Regions from separate parts of the Homo sapiens genome. Here region 2 is linked to region 1. The links are chromatin loops, found by intact Hi-C in ENCODE. Cell type or tissue: A673. All regions are shown on one strand. Each heading gives the region's core, and the rest is flanking DNA. Links, peaks and the distances in the headings are about the cores only.

Region 1 (8,347 bases), core at 243-8,242:
TAAAAACAAGGTTAAAAAGAAATAAATAACTGTTGTAGTTTGGGTAACTATCTCACTACAGAAATTTATTCCTCTATAAATGTTTTAGGAACACACAAAATCTTCAGAGATTAGTTATTCCCTTAAGCAGTTGCCTATCCATCAAATATTACATTGTTAACTTCCTTCTTCATTGTATATCATCTAGTTTTCCAATATTTCCAGAGTTCTTCTACTGTCTCAATTGAATTTAAGAAACAAATGTACTTATCTCCAAACATTTTAGTATTTTTCTTTAGTGTTACATTGAGTCTTAGCATCATATGTCACTTTAAAATTTAACTTAAGGCATCCTATTGCTTCCATTGCAAAGTCCTCTGGACACTCTTGAAATAAGATGTTTCCTTTCAAAGATGTTTTCATGAAGAAAAATATTTAACATCCTATATTTTATGGACTGAAATCTATATAACAAGCACCATATTTGACATAAAAAATTTATTTAATCATTTTATAAATATGGAATATTTGTAAATGTTAATGCCATTGGAAAAACAATCTGCCATTTATAATACCTCATCTCATTATTTTATATTATATATCCACATAATTCAAATCACATAATCATAGATTTTTGCAGCTGGAAGTAGGTATTAGCAACTCAGTATGAAAATAAAGAAACTGAGGCTCTGAAAGGTTAAAGAACCTAGGTAGAATACAACTTCCTACAAAGATAATGGAAGACTGACACTGGTGACCAGGATTTATGCCATTCCATGCTGCTGCACTAGTTCCCAAGCAGCAAGTAACCAGTGGTAATTCATAATGTATTGCCCTGACAATCTCGATATCCACGGGCTTCTGTCTTAAGTACACATTTATTACTGAGTAATGGAACTCTTGCTTTTTGCCTGCCCATTGTTGTACACAAAGATTGACACCTTTTGGTGCATCTTGACTTTGAGAGCTCTCTACTAACTTCTGTCCTAGTGTATTTCACTGGCAGTTTAAAAATCCTGATTCAGCAATGTTATGGCAATACTATTACAGCTATCTTTTAAAATACACAAAACCACATTAGCTAGAGGATGGTGTCACTATCGTAAAAAGGGCTATGTCTCAATCATTTGTTTCAGTTGCTATGCAGCCACATCAATACGGCACAGATTAAGGCCTCAGGAAATTCTTAACATTCTGAGGTAAATACAAAGATGTGGGAAGATTATTTCTTTTTGTTAAGATTGTTGTACCTTGCTAGTAGTTGTATCACATCTGAAATGGATGCTGAAATGTAGATATACCTAACTTTTTATAGTTATAAGCTTCCCTATGTTTTATTTTTTAAATGATCCTGATCTTTCTCATCCTAACAGCAATAATATATGCATGTATGAAATTAAACCCTATGGATGAAACCACATGCAAGAGCAGTATAGGTTATGGAAAAATATGCCTTTATAATGCTTCTGTTATCTGTGCTGCTAACTATAACTCTTGCATATATAATTCCATTATACTTTTGTAATTCAGGGCTTTGAAAATGCTTTTGAACCATTAATATATTTTCCTGGTTAAAATTCTTTGAGATGTTCTTAACAAGAGTCTTAGATAATGAATTTGGGCAAACTCTGGAACAGTCTTTACAGTATTATCATTCTCATTAATTTTCAGAACTACCCACTGTGTTGAGATGATTGTCATGGACCTAAGACTTCAATTTGGCTAAATATTTTTGCATATATTTCAACATATAAGTAACTAACGGATGTTTAAATGTTAAGTTCATATGGAAGAAATAGTTAAATGTATTTAATCTCATGATTTCTTTGCCACACTAATTCTTATTTTACTATTTCTTTATGTATTACACTATTTCCTCTATACTTTGGTGTATAATAAACCAAAAATTCCAAAATCTCTTCAAAGAAAACAATCCTTTAAAACATTCTAGAATGTAAGACATCTATGCATATAAAAATTTAATACATGTAGCATAACTAATTTTTTTAAAAAGAATACCTTAAACAGTGATATAATTAGTAATATGAAATAATTATTTTTATAAAATATACAGAGTTCATATAAAGCATAGGGCTGGACTTTTTCCTTTTTTCTTTTTTCTTTTTAACAGAAAAAAATGGTTTCCATTTATATTCTTATTTGGCTTTATCAACCTGATATATGATACTGCCCTAACCTGCCAGTAAAAGATGGGTAGGAGACTAAAAATAATATTACTTTAAGAGAGTTAATGCAGTACACAGTTCCATACTTTCATCTAGTTCATTCTTTTCTCTTTGCTTATTTGGTTATCTCTGAAGACGGCTTCTGTTTCCATTGTTTCATCCTTTAGCATTCACATATCAGAGCAATAAGTATTTCATTACTGGTTTATCTGTCCAGAGGCTTGAGAAGCGGTAACAATTAACCCTCCCTTCACAGTGATTGATACAGGCTTTGCTTTCAATTTGTTCCACTACACAGATCATGAAATTCTGAATGCAATCATCCTCATTGACCTACACTTTCAAACACACAGCTACAATGAGACTAAAGTAATTATTAAAAGGAACACAGGACTACCGAGATCTGAAACAAAGTCTTTTAAAAATCTGTTAGATGACCTTCTGGTAAAAGTGGCAAATTTTGATGCTAAGGAAAATGATAGCTTAGTGTCCCTGTCTGGAAATATTCAATGCAAGCTGATCAATGTATATTATGGTGATTGCATTGGCTGTAGCATGTACTTAGAAAATACAGAAAGCCATTCTAGAACTGTTACAAACACACAGAGTTAAACTGTTAACATTGTGCCTTACCCTGTATAAAATTTTTTCAAAGAAACTAAAGTTCCTGATTTCTGTAAAAAGTAAAATACGCTGACCATAGCGAAGAATTAAAACGGGAAACACAATAATTTTATTGTCTAAGAGTTGCATACCTGAGCCCTACATTTTCCCTCTCCCCGCTCCCTTTAGATGAAGGGTCACAGTAAGAAATGAATACATTTTTCTCAAAGTCTGGAAAAATGGCTTCAAATAAATATTAATCTACCGCAATCGATATATATGAGGAATGGAGAGGGGCTGGTAGGAGAGTGGTGACTACAGAACTATATTAAAACAAAGGTTGCAGTTAAAGAAAATCAGGGCAGAAAGCAAGGCAGCAGGCCTGAGGCTCTAATCACAGAACAGAGTGATGGAGATGAACCAATACTGCATGGATTAGCGATGAATTATTTTGAACCATAATCATATGCCTGCACAGGAGAGAGGCAAAAACTAACCATTGCTCGTAAACTGATGGCTGCTGATTTCCAGAGACAGAAAGAGAGAAGCAAAGAGAGAGAAAAGAATAAATTCATATGCTAAACTAATTCAGAATAATGAAAACCTAAAGATGGGGTTATACTTCAAGTAACATTTTATTTTTAATGTCTGCTACATACTACATAATATGGAGTGTTTTGAATATAAACTGTAAAGTTCTTAGATTCAAACAGGATTAAACCAACCATTTCTTCTAAGATTAGGATGCAATATATCTACTCTACATTCTTCACTGCCCAATAAAACCATTTTTGGACAACTTTGACATCCCCAAAATATAAATTTTTTAAGTATTTATGTATAAAGAAGAAACAGCATTCAAGAAATTAACTTCCTTTGGATAATCTGAAAAATTCATAGCAAATGAAGATTCAATTGTTAAAACTAATTTTGTTAGGAAGAAAAAACTAAAAACTGCTGGTAGCAAGAGATTCCTGAGATTCTTATGAACAGACTGTTTAAATGAAGAGCACTTTAATCAGTAGAGGAATCCTCACGTTTCTAATGTCTTGCTGTGCATTCTGCAGGTTATAGTAGCAGCTGGAAGAGGTCATATATCTCTTGTGAGCATCCCAAAAAGGCTCACTGCCAGACTGTTAAATTATGAATAAGCAATGAACAAAAGAATGCAGATACGGTGGTGACAAGATAATCCAAGCAAATTTATCTATGACAAATTTCACAGGATTAACAAATTACATTTACACAGAACAATAAAAATGTGCAAAAAAAAATGATGAGCCTACTTTGCCTTACAGCATTAGGAAAACAAAAAGTCACCAATCCACTGCATACATTTAAATTTAACTCAATCTAAAGTAAGACATTTATAATGTTCAAGATATCTTTGTAACTTTTTTCCATTTTAGATAGACATACACAAACATGGTATATCTCATACATATTTTATATATAATTTATGTTGTAAACAGTGTATATATATGTGTGTATCATGTGACATATATATGCTGTGTACACTATATACAAAAATCTTGTATAATTAAAAAAATTCATATACCTGAATAGAATATATATGTTTTTAGAAGTGGATTCTGATGAATAAATTATATTTGTAAAGGGAAAATGCCCCTTCCATCAGCACAATACATACTAGTTAATAAAATATCCATATTCATTCATGTCTCCATTTTCTAGGACCAGAGAGAGAAGTTCTGCAAACAATTTCAATCATTCCACTTGCCACCATTGAAATACTGCCATCTTTCTGAGCTAAAGTGCTTCTGAATGAAGTTTAGAGCTAGCATCCTTTTCCGCAGTGTTACTGTAGCAGAAAGGAAAAATCAGAGATTTGGGGAAGAGAGTGTTAATTATAGCTATATTCACACTTATATTGACCCTTAATCCAATATTAATTTTTCTTTATAAGAAAATTATTTTTATAAATCTTACAAATGAAAATGCCCTAGTTCATCAGATATAATGAAATATTATTGAAATGACCTATAAGTTTATAAAGTGGTCTTAAAATGCTGTGGGACACTACTTTCCAAAATATGCAATTAAGATTTGTAAGTTTAATGTTTTACACTAGGTACCCAACTCACAGCCCTTTAATTCTGCATTAGCATACTGATGATAATATAATAATGTAATCAGATGTAATCTCTTTTAAGATGATCTGATGGTGGTTAAAAATTTTGTAGTCTATTTTTCACTTATACTTCCTATTGACTTTTGTTTTTTATCTTCAATATTTCAGTAAAATATCCCTTTAAATTTTAAGTCCTTTGCAACTTAAAAGGCAACTTATCCTTTCATAAACAAGATATTTGCTGAATGTAAAAAATGAATCCAATACACAAGCGAATTATCTTGCAATCACAAATACTCAAGCACTTCTTATCTAGTCCTTTTAAGCCCGAAATTTCTATTATACCTATTATTTTTAAAGAAGCTATTTAGTTGACAATATTACATCCAAAAACGTAAAGATAAATGTGGCATGTTTGTCTGCTACTGAGATCTTGCATATATTCTGCAATGAACACCCACATCACACGCTACAAAGTTTCCTAAAGTACAGCTTTTGTTAAAGAACTGTTATGTATCAGACCAACCCTAGGGTTCCTGGCATAGAGGAAAAAAAGTTACCAAAGGCTAACTTTCCCTTCTTGAAGATGACTCTGTGTGTGTGTGTGTGTGTGTGTGTGTGTGTGTGTGTGCGCGTGTGTGTGTGTTGGGGGGATGGGGGAGTAAATAACTTACCATTTATGTATTTATTGTGGCCCATTTTAACATGTCATGTTTTTAATTAAATGAGTGAATGCATGTAAAGCTCTCAGAAGAGTACCTGTTTATTAGCACACGATGCTATATAAATGCTTGCTGCCATTATTATAATGCCAGATAATTTGGCAGGAGGCCAACTTGTACAAATCCTTACAAATTTCAAAAGACAATGTCCAGAAATACAGTTAGGTACTAAAATGAGTTATTCAGAAAGCCTTATGAGACAGTTTTTACACAACCAGTGGCAAAACTATCACAAAATAAAAATGCTTCAACTATAATCTTTAGAGAAACTTGTGGCACACTCTGAGCCATGAATTATATGAGCAGAAGAGGGCCTTGAGAACTTCATATGCTGTGACCAAAGAGGCAGATGTACGTGGCAAACTGATTCTTCTGGCACCACTCAGCTACAAATCTGCCCTGAAGTATGTATAGTTATGGAGCTTGCCCACAAAACTACTGGGATAGTAAAGGGTGAGGTAACGATGCTTTCAATATTGATTCTTTCTCTAATTTCATAAACACTGTATTTCTCCAAACATCTGATGAAGGACCAAAACAGAGGGCTATCGTTCACTACCCATAGTGAACTGGTCTTTCTGCCATTGGAACTCTCTGATATTGGCTCGGAAATCTCTGAGTTTGGAAAGTCTGAAAACGCAGGCCCTTCCACACTGGTGTTAAGGTACATTTCTACAAAGACTGTACTGCCTAAGTTCACCTGAGAGACAAACCTGAATTCAGTCTCTATCACCTTCCTTGGGAATGCTAAACCTCTATTTTCTCATGCATAAATGGGGATATTAGCACTTCCCTCATAGGTCAGTGGGGAAACTAAAGAGAAAATTATTGTGAAGCATGTAATATAGTGTCTGAAACATGGCAGTGTCCAATGTTTATATTATTATATAATCATCATCGTATATAACCTATTTTTATTTTTAAATCCCATCAAAATAACTTTTATAAAATTTACTACAATTTCACTTCAATTTATACAGTATCTTTTCTCTCTCTGTCCTCCAGGAGCCTCTAATCACTTTGTAGTCACTAATTACAATATTTTACAAGTTGAATAACTATCCTCACAGAACACTAAGCTAACAGAAGTGAAAAAAGAAAGCCTTATATTTCTATGAATTCATTACTTCTTACTCTTTTAGAAAAGGGTATCTTCTGGCTCTCTATAATATTTTGTATAACCAATAGAAGGGCAAGCCTACAACCAAAGCAACTGCTCTTACAAGGTATATATTTAGTACTGTACCTGGCACGCATAACCACGGTCCATGGTAGAGGTTCAATAAATGAAGCTGAATGAAAGAACCAGTCAATCATTACAGTCTAGGGCCAGGAGAACTGTGGGCCATAGTAACATAAGATCTTCATCTTGCTTCCCCTGATTTCACATACAAGACCACAGTATTTCAATTAATTCACCAAGACGTGATGTTTTACAAATGTATACAGAAAACTTCAACTATTGTTTAATGTTGTCACTGCCCTAGTCATTTCAGATACAGTAGCAGTTACTTTATTCTTACTAAGCCATGTCCTGTTTATGCATTGTAGTATTACTAATATTACTACACATTCTTCTAACTATTCTATCAAACTTAATAGTGCAAACATCCTATTCACACTAATGAGGCTCAGCGCAGTAAAAATACCATTCAGTTACAGTTGGTTTATTACACTGACCAATGAGGGGGGAAAAAAGGCCACTATTTACTGGGAAAATACTAACATCACCGAATGCAAACAATTGGATTTTCTGATAAATTCTAGTTCTTACTAATCATAGATATATTTAAAGTTTCACATATTCCATTATGTGCAATTTTGATAGCATTTAAAATTTAAAGAATAATATTTAATCAAGTAAAATTTAACATACTAACTTATTTACTAAGTTTCAGCCTTATTCATCCTAAGCAATTAAAGACACGTCTATAAAACACCTGAAGTTAGACTGTAGCCCAAATACAATGCAGAACTTTAAAAAATCAATTAGAATGATTAAATGTTATACGCAGAAAAAGTGACTGTGTAAACATAGCATGGAGGTGGCAGGAGCTACCTCTGCTTTCATGAGTGTTAATTTTCTTTAAATTTAGTGACATTTTGCATAAGACATAGGTTTACTAGAATTGTAGAAAAACAAAAACAGATTAAGGTTACATTAGGGTCATTATTAATAGTAAAGCACTTAAGGAAGTTAGTAGAGGAAAGCATTAAAAGGATTTTGAAACTTTTGTAATATATTCTCCATAAATATCCCCAAATAAAGGCCAGGCACAGTGGCTCACGCCTGTAATCCCAGCACTTTGGGAGGCTGAGGCAGGCAGATCACCTGAGGTCAGGAGTTTGAGACCAGCCTGGCCAACATGGTGAAACCCCTATCTCTACTAAAAATACAAAAATTAGCTGGGCGTATTGGCATGTGCCTGTAGTCCCAGCTATTTGGAAGGCTGAGACAGGAGAATCATTTGAAGGCAGAGGTTGCAGTGAGCTGAGATTGTGCCACTGCACTCCAGCATGCCTGGGCAACAGAGCAAGACTCTGTCTAAAAAAAAAAAAAAAAAGAAAAAGAAAAGAAATAAAGAAACAAAAAAGAAATCCCCAAATATGAAGACCTACTGCTTAAGAAAATAAATAATGCTTCCCCAAAAGTGTTGCTTTACAGAAGCCATAGAAAACCTCACCACAGAGCAGGGGATCCTAGCAGCAGGTCCTACTTCAAACAGACACAATTGTAACATAGCACTGAATCCCAGACCAGGATC
Region 2 (8,347 bases), core at 11-8,010, 220 kb before region 1:
AAGCATCCTTGGTGCCTTCTGAGTCCCACTAGGGAACTCTACACCAACTACAGGGATAGCAAAGAAGGAAATGAGGGGCAGTCAGCTTTGAGAGCTATCACACAAGATCTTTAGGGGCTTGGGGCTCCAACTCGGAAATGTCTCCAAGTAAGCTCAAAAGCTTTTTTAAAAATTACAAATTACCTCCTCAGACAGGCCCCTGTCTTTGGAATGATATGCTTCTCACAGCTTTGGTTGAATTGTTCCATCTGAGGATGTCTGATGGGGTCAGATGTCTGGTGTCTTTGTTTTCCTTGTGACCTTCTCTGCTCCTCAAGGCAAGGGAGAGTCTTGTTTGCCTTCGAATCCCCTTTAGTGCTTACAGCTGTTCTACACACAGTAAGCTGTCTCTAAACTATACTAAAGAGAACTGCAACTATCCCAGGATTTCTCAGAGTTTACCCCAACTTTAATGTTTGCATATTTTAGAGGCAAATGTGCTCCAGGTGAGCACCTCAGCCTGTGAGTCCAAGCTGAGTTTCCGTATGCAATCTTGGGCTCTTCCGTAGCTACGCTGCTCCCAAATGCTCAGAGAGCCCGGAAATCAGTCAAGAAAGTAACACATAAGGAAAAGAATGCTAAATGAAAAAACAAGCCACAAAAACTAGGGAAGGCTGTCCAACCCACTTTTGAGAGATGCACAAGAAATTCAGAAGCTGTGTGTGAGACTTATTTAGGCGATCGCATCTCCCAGGGCATGGAATTTTCCTAAAGCTGCCTCATTCACTTCTAAGCAAGGATTTTCGTTATTGTAAAGTATGTCATTCCTTACATGGGTATGCTGCAAATATCATCGTAAACTTCCCATATTCTAGAATAACCATGTCTGGAAGTTGGGTTTTTCCTCCCAATGTAACAGTTAGCAACGGTATCTCTTATTATTATGTGGCATGGTGAAGGAATTGTGTTTTGCCCAATTCCTCTGTTTCTTAACATATTGCTCACAAATGTGCATTCAAGAATGAACAAATTCTGGACCTGAGATCTCATTTATAAATACATAAATCTATATTTATCAAAATTAGTATTATCTTCTATTTTCAGAAAAATAATAGTGTAATACTCAATGAATACAACATTTTGTAGTCCACACATTTCAGATTTCAACAGCACAAATGCATGTAACACAGGATTTGGTCTTCAGCAGATTGATTTGTTAATTTATCTTTACAATATACGTGCGTGTGTGTGTGTATGTGTGTGTCTGTTTGTGCGTGTGTGTATTCATTCCATTTTCCATTTTTGCTAGCCCACTGGTTCTTAACTTGGCTTGAATACTTTGAGAAATTGCCCTGGGAGCCCTCTCTCTAGGAGATTTGAATGTCCTCAAAATAAATTTTTGCATACACTTTGAGAGAGTTTATAGAACTCCTGAAGCTGATCACGGCCCCTCTGCTAAAAATCTGTGTGGTAGAGTCAACTGCATTGTCTTTTGTTGCTAATAAACAAAGTCTGAACTTTATATACAAGTTTCTAAACCTGCTAGAATTCTACCTCCTGTGTAGATACCAAGCGTTGTAAATTCTATTCTTCTAAGAGGCTCAAGGAATCATATTATGAAATATTTCCAATATGAAAATAGCCCTTGTGAAGCATGCAGAATTAAAATGATCTAAACCATGAGAATGTCTTACTTAAATTACATTAAAAGGAAATCCAGGAGCAATATAGGAAAGTTTGGTAAGAAAAGAGCAGTGCCTTTAAATCTCCACTTAGTGATATACTAAGTGAAATGAAAAGCATTCGCTTTAACCTTAGTTAACCTTTTCCTCCTAAGCTCAATTTCCATACTCTTTAAATGTCTTAAAATTAGTGAAATGATTTCATTTATATTTTTTCCACCCCAAATTCATCAGTGAGGCAGAATCGTATGTGTACCATCTCATCCCATTTGCCATTCAATGGAAGCCAGCACCATAATTCTGCATCAGAAGAGAACTGAAATGAAGGCAATATGTCTATCAAAGGGGCCTTATATTAAATGTAAATTTCTTTACTCTTTCAGATAAAAGGGCAAATTATTTAATTCACTTCAATTCAGAAAGCATTTATGGAGAACTGAAAGGCATTGGGCTAGGATATGGAGGGAAAAAAATACAAAGATCCTTGGAGAGTGCCTGCCCTCCCTCCAAGAGTCTACCTCTTACTGAGGGAGACAGATGTGCATGCAAGACAGATGTGAATTCAAGGCAGGGTGGAATGCAGGCTGTAACTGAGGGACATACAAAGGGAAGAGATACTTATGTTTATGGAAAAACTAGAAGGCTTCATGGATGAGGCACCATCTGAGTTGGCAGAAGGATGCAATCTCTGCTGCTGGGGTCAGGAACGGGGAAGATGCCCACAGAACAGGTAAGACCAGCTATGTGAGGAGTAAAGCCCAGTGCCAAATGAAAAGGTGAAGCCCCTTGATTAAACATTATTAAGGATTTCAAGAAGATGACAGCAGCAAATTGAACCGAGGGGTGAGGGGGAGGCTTCTGTGAGTCACAGGTCGCAGGCCTATGAGGCCGGTCTGACAGCTTATCAACAGCACAGCACCGACAGTAGTGGAAGCACATGGGGAGGCATGGTGGGGAGACCACAGACTATCCTCATGGGGCTGGTACCTAGCAACTTTAACCATCCAATATGTGAGCGTGGCTAAAGAAGGCAGGACAATTCTTCTATTAACATAAGGGAGCACTGCTAAACACACTTTGGGGATGGGGGGACACAAAGTACTCACAGAATGTGGACAGAACACAGAAATCAAACCAACATGCCCCCGAATATGGATTCCTATAAGCCTAGGCTGAATAAGTTTGCTACAGAAAGTGTCACTGTGCTTGACAGTTTTGTTTGGGGGAAGGAGGAAGTGGGGTAAATGGTGCACATTCTTTCAAAATGTACCTTCAATTAAGCTTAAAAAAAAAAAGAGAGGAAGTAAGTTTTAAACTAAGCAAAAAAACAGGTATTTACATTTTCAGTGAGGCATAGTATTTCAAATCTCCTGCCTTTTTCCTTCTTTCAACAATAAATTATCAGCCAACGCTCTGATAAGGCCTCCAGATTAGAAATGATTCTACTAACCTTGTTTTATTTACACTACGCATGCTTTGAGTTTTACAGTTCAGTAGTAGAGCTGCACAGCTCCTCACATTAGCCCTGAGGCTACTTTAAGCTCCAAGCAGGCTGCTCTGTAAGCATTGGAACGAATTCTCTGTAGTCCCCATAGAAATCCCATGGAATGCAGTTTCCTGCTGGTTTGTTACACTGCATCAGAATAATGATAATACGAGGATAGCCTACTAGATTATGCAATGAAACAAAACTCACACACCATAGTCCAACCAGAGAGACTTTAACCCTTCTCTTCTGCAATTAAAGCTTCCTACTTACATCGAAAGGTTGTTTGTGAATAATCCCACCAGGGAGTCAACCCAACAAAAATAAATCACCCAGTGCTTTCCGACAGGCCGAGTCCAATGCCTGGCACCTAGTACAATAAGTATTTGTTGAACAAATGATGAATGCTGACCCATTTATCCTGACTGATTTTTCCTTCTGCCCCAAACCTGACTTACACTCTGCTAAACTTGTCTCTCTTACACCTTTCATAGAACACTTCAGTACATTTTTCTGCATTTTAAATGATTCCCTTATGAATTCTCATAACTCTATACCAAAAAGTCCTATTAAATTCATAATGGGATAACCATGAAAAGGGAAATTATTGTATTAATTCCCTGTCTCACCAGTACAGAAGGAAGTCAGTGAATTGACAGGAAAAAAAAAAAAAAAGAGTCACCTGTGCTGACACAGGAGAAGCAATGGGGTTCTGAGAGTCAGCACCCTGGCTCTGCCTCTTACTAGCTCTGGGTACCCAGGAAAGTTATCCAACTTCGCTGGGCCATGATTTCCTCATCAGTAACAGGAATACGAAAGAAATTTACTTATGTAGTCACTGTGAAGATTAAATGGGACACCATGAAGCACTTAGTAAAGTATCTGGTATGTGGCAACTATTCAATAAACACTAGTTGCCATTATTATTATTCCACTAACAGTAACTAGAATAATGTATCTCTGTGGTTTTTTTTTAAGTTGTTCATTTGAAGAAGATTTTAAAATATTTAAATAATATAGAATTTTAGAACAAATAATCATAAATTTAGAAGACAACTGGGAATATTTGTGACTGGTAAGAACTTCTTACACAGAAGATCTTATTTAAGAACATGATATAAGACCGATTACATAAAACAAACAGTTTTTCATCCTGAGACACTTAAGTTCTCAATTCCATTCTCTGATAAGTGAAGCTTCTTCACAAAATTGAAATCTTTATGAAACTTCTTTGTAAATATAAAATAATGTAGTTTAACATTGACTGATGGAATTTGAATCCAATGTTTCAATACTTTGCTGTATAAGAGAAAATGGTGATAGGGAAACCACTGGCTCTCCTTACAAGATTGTCTGCTTTAAAAGACATATCAGAGAACACATGAATTTTCACAAGTACTGAATTAAAATCTCACATCAAACCTTATTATCATTTTGAAATATTTGGCCGTGCAAAAACCAACAGGCAAGCTCTTTCTAAAAGAAGTCTGTCATTTCTTCACTGCCCATAACCCTGCCAGCTTCCCAATGCTCCTCTGACAGTATAATCAGTCAATTCAATCAGAGAAATTTAAAGTACAATGGTAATTTTCTCTCACTTTTTTCTTTACACTGTCAGTTCAAGCCACCTGCTGAAAGCACTGATGTGGAACAGCTCAGTATTAGCTCTGAAATTAGTACCAGTTCCCAGTTAAATACCTGGCACATTCGGCCTGGAATAAAATCTCTTAATGGCGTGTAAGCCCATCAGCAGAATTGGCACATTACTTAAACTAGCCTTTTTTCCAAGTCATCTGACCCTTGGTATAATGACACAAGACTAAAAGCAAGATGGAAAGGAAAATGGGTTCAAGGACACAGATGCAAATTTGAAAAAAAAAAAAAAAAAAAACAACAAAACACTTCTGCTTAAGTATTCTTAAGTGTGATGTTACTATGGCCTACTCTAAACAAACTTTTAAATTCAGTATCCAGCCCATATCAATAGCTAAAACGTTTAACAAGATTTAACTTGTCCAGCAAGTATTTTGTAGAAAGAAATACTGCATTTTAAATGAAAGATTCTTTCTCTCTACATATCAACTCAATTTGCGACTGTGTGCACATTTTTCGCATGTACCCTTAAACAGAAAGTAAAGTGCAATTACCTCTGCTATCTTACATGCTCCAGCTCTCGCCTGGCCTGCCAAGCTCAGCAAGCAGGTCTGTGAGCACTGACTGAGGCCGCCAGGATGAAAGGCATTTACTCCATCTACTCAGAGGGTCGTCAATGGACAACCTGTACAAGATTTATGCTTTAAATAATAAATGAACTAAACACCTTGAGGTAATTGGCTGTGTGAAGCTTCACAATAGCCCAGATAGCTTGTCTGAACAAAGCAAAATAAGATTAAATAATGAATGAGGGGTACAGAGATGTTAAAGCCAAACTAACACTGCACGGTTTTTTGAAAAAGTGAAAGTGGTCGGTGAGTCAGGTTGTCATGATGTTAAGAGGTGTCACTGGGACTTCCTTTTTCTTTGTCAGCAGTAATGATTTCAAAGATCTGTATTTTTCTAGATTCCCAGTGTTGAGTACATAGCAGCCAGTTCTGAGTGACAGAAGATTGTCCAAAGTCTACCGATGCTCAATTCCACTTGCAATTTATGAAGACAGAACCAACATCCGATGATGTCTGGAGGAAAAATATCAGAGCAAACTTTTGAAAAATAATGTTTCTGACACATGTACAGATTTAATACCATCTGCCACCACAGGGACCAATAAAGAGAGGAGGTTCTGTCAAGCAGCTTTCTAAGTCAGTTGCAGTGTAGACGCTCCTCTTGGGCCACTTTTTTTTTTGCTTGTTTTTAACGAAAAGTTGATGTTTGGTTGCTAGCTTTGGAGAGAGAGTAAGAAATTACAGTCATTGGACAGTCAAGTCACAAACATGAGAAGAATTTAAAAGGAAATAGCAACTGCATCCAGGCACATTTATAGATGCTAATTCCATCATAATTTGTTAATAAATTGTATTTAGCTTTATTAAATTTTTAAAAGATCAGAAGATTAGTCCTTATTAATTCTAAGTGTGATAGTGACCTGAGGCTATGTAAATAAAAATGCCCTCATCAGTGTGAAACGCATATTAAAGTATTTACAATTGTAAAGATATGATGCCTGGGACTTGCTGGAAAATACCATAGGGAGAAAAAAATGAAGTAGAGGTTAGATAAAATAAGATTGAAAAAATATTAATAATTGTTGAATGTAGATATGGATGCATGGAGATTCATTATTCTAGACTCTGTTTTGTGTTTAAAAATTTCTGTAATGAAAAGTTTAAGTAGACAAGTACCTGGCTGCACTACATCAACACAGATGACCGTATAAGCAGGTACATAAGGAAATGCTCTTTGCAGGGATTTGCAAAATTCATTCAGCAAATATACATCAGGGCCAGCCATGTGCCCGGCATGGTGCCTACTCTCTGCCAGGAATGAAGAAGCCTAGGACTCTATGCCCCATCCCTGGAGGAGTATGGCCTATTCAGGGCTCCTCTGATAACTGACAGCAGCACTCAGCTCTAAGACCTGGCTCCTCAGCCTTCATGGCTCAGGTCCTATGTCACTTCCTCACATGAGCCATTCCTATTTCCCACGTCTTATGTATGCAACATTCCTTATCCTGCTGGTCTCTACCTCAACCCCTACTTGTTTCCTTCAAAGTACTTATGAACATTTGTAATAATTTTACTTGGCTATACTCTCATTGACTATCTCCTCCAGGACAGAGCAAATGGGAACCTACCTTTCCAGTTCTCCCCTGTACCGCTTGGCTACAAGACAACAACTATTGATCTCTCTCATTATCCTCTTAAACCATGGAGGAAGCCATCGTGAGCTTGCTACTTTCATTTGCAAATAAATATACTCCTTTAAGACTACAGAACCAGTATTTGAAACATAAACCACAATGTCAAGTACAGTGATACCAATGTATTAGTATCCTCATTCTTCACCCTTGTTTTCTTAAGTATATAGCTTTTGTTGATTAGAAGACAGTGGTCAAGAACTTGGGCCTTGGGATCCAACATACCTGGGTTTTAACTTCTTTTCACTAACTGCATAAAGCTGGGCAAGTTAATTAGTATCAATGATTCTTGCTCTCTACATCTATAAAATGGATAGGTACTAACTAAATCACAAGGTTTTGAGAAGTCAAAAATTAATCATAATGTTAAGCAAAGTGCTTGGCACATAGTAGGCATTCAATAAATATGCTCCTTATCTCCATACTACTTCCTGCTTCTAATACCATCAGGAAACTATACAGAAAATATTAAAAAATTAATCTGGGTAGATGCCTTTAGACTTTAGATCTAAAGAATACTTTTAAATAACTTAATATCCCCATGCTTTCTAAGGAAAAGCTAAAGTCACTGCCAGAGCATGAACATGTTCCAGCCAGTACATGAACGCATACTAAAGTATCTGTTATCTTTCATTGTCCTCCACTGTTTGGAAAATACTTACATTTAACTCAACTTTGAAGCTGTCCAAAGTATGCTCAGTACCATATTTCTCCAATATGTGCTACAATGAAGACCAGTAAGACAGTGAGTGAATGAAACACATCAGTTGGAGAAACTCAGAGTTTTTCATTTGGAAATGAAATGCCCCAAAGGGAGAATGCTTGCTAGCCACTGGCCACATGGCGGAACTTCAAAGATAAAATCAAAACTGAGCGCTGACTTCACCCAAGTTCCTGCAGTTCTGTGACTTAAAACAAAAAAAAAGTAAATAAATAAAAACAGAATCATAACCTTTAGAAATAACCAGAATCTATACTTGAAAGATGGACAGAACCACAGACTTTTCTTTTTTTTTTTTTAATTATACTTTAAGTTTTAGGGTACATGTGCACAACGTGCAGGTTTGTTACATATGTATACATGTGCCATGTTGGTGTGCTGCACCCATTAACTCGTCATTTACATTAGGTATATCTCCTAATGCTATCCCTCCCCCCTCCCCCCACCCCACAACAGGCCCCGGTGTGTGATGTTCCCCTTCCCAGAGCCACAGACTTTTCTTTGGCACAGTTAATCAAACTATTAATTCAGAGTTTTTTCACTAAATGTGAAATAAAAATCACCACTTTTGGACCACTTATTTGCTATACACTTGGATATATGGTCTTAATATCTCAAAACTGAGT

What was found. Peaks named below come from ENCODE experiments on the same cell type or tissue, not always from the same donor. Only the 100,000 strongest peaks of a DNase experiment are listed, where the experiment ranks them.
Region 2: a loop joins it to region 1, with 3 times the contacts of the local background. A loop is called at or near these places in 2 of 110 quality-filtered maps.

The regions. Positions count from the first base shown.
Region 1 is chr14:32,943,493-32,951,839 of GRCh38, reverse strand. The region is part of intron 1 of NPAS3 (neuronal PAS domain protein 3); the gene reads right to left. Among named protein-coding and RNA genes, the nearest start is that of NPAS3, 8.8 kb to the right of the region's middle. In A673, for the core only: no CTCF peak of the experiment used is centred there; DNase peaks (open chromatin) are centred at 1,089 and 3,889; H3K4me3 peaks cover 612 bases; H3K27ac peaks cover 5,994 bases.
Region 2 is chr14:33,160,315-33,168,661 of GRCh38, reverse strand. All of the region lies in intron 2 of NPAS3 (neuronal PAS domain protein 3), which reads right to left. Among named protein-coding and RNA genes, the nearest start is that of NPAS3, 230 kb to the right of the region's middle. In A673, for the core only: no CTCF peak of the experiment used is centred there; a DNase peak (open chromatin) is centred at 3,271; H3K27ac peaks cover 2,048 bases.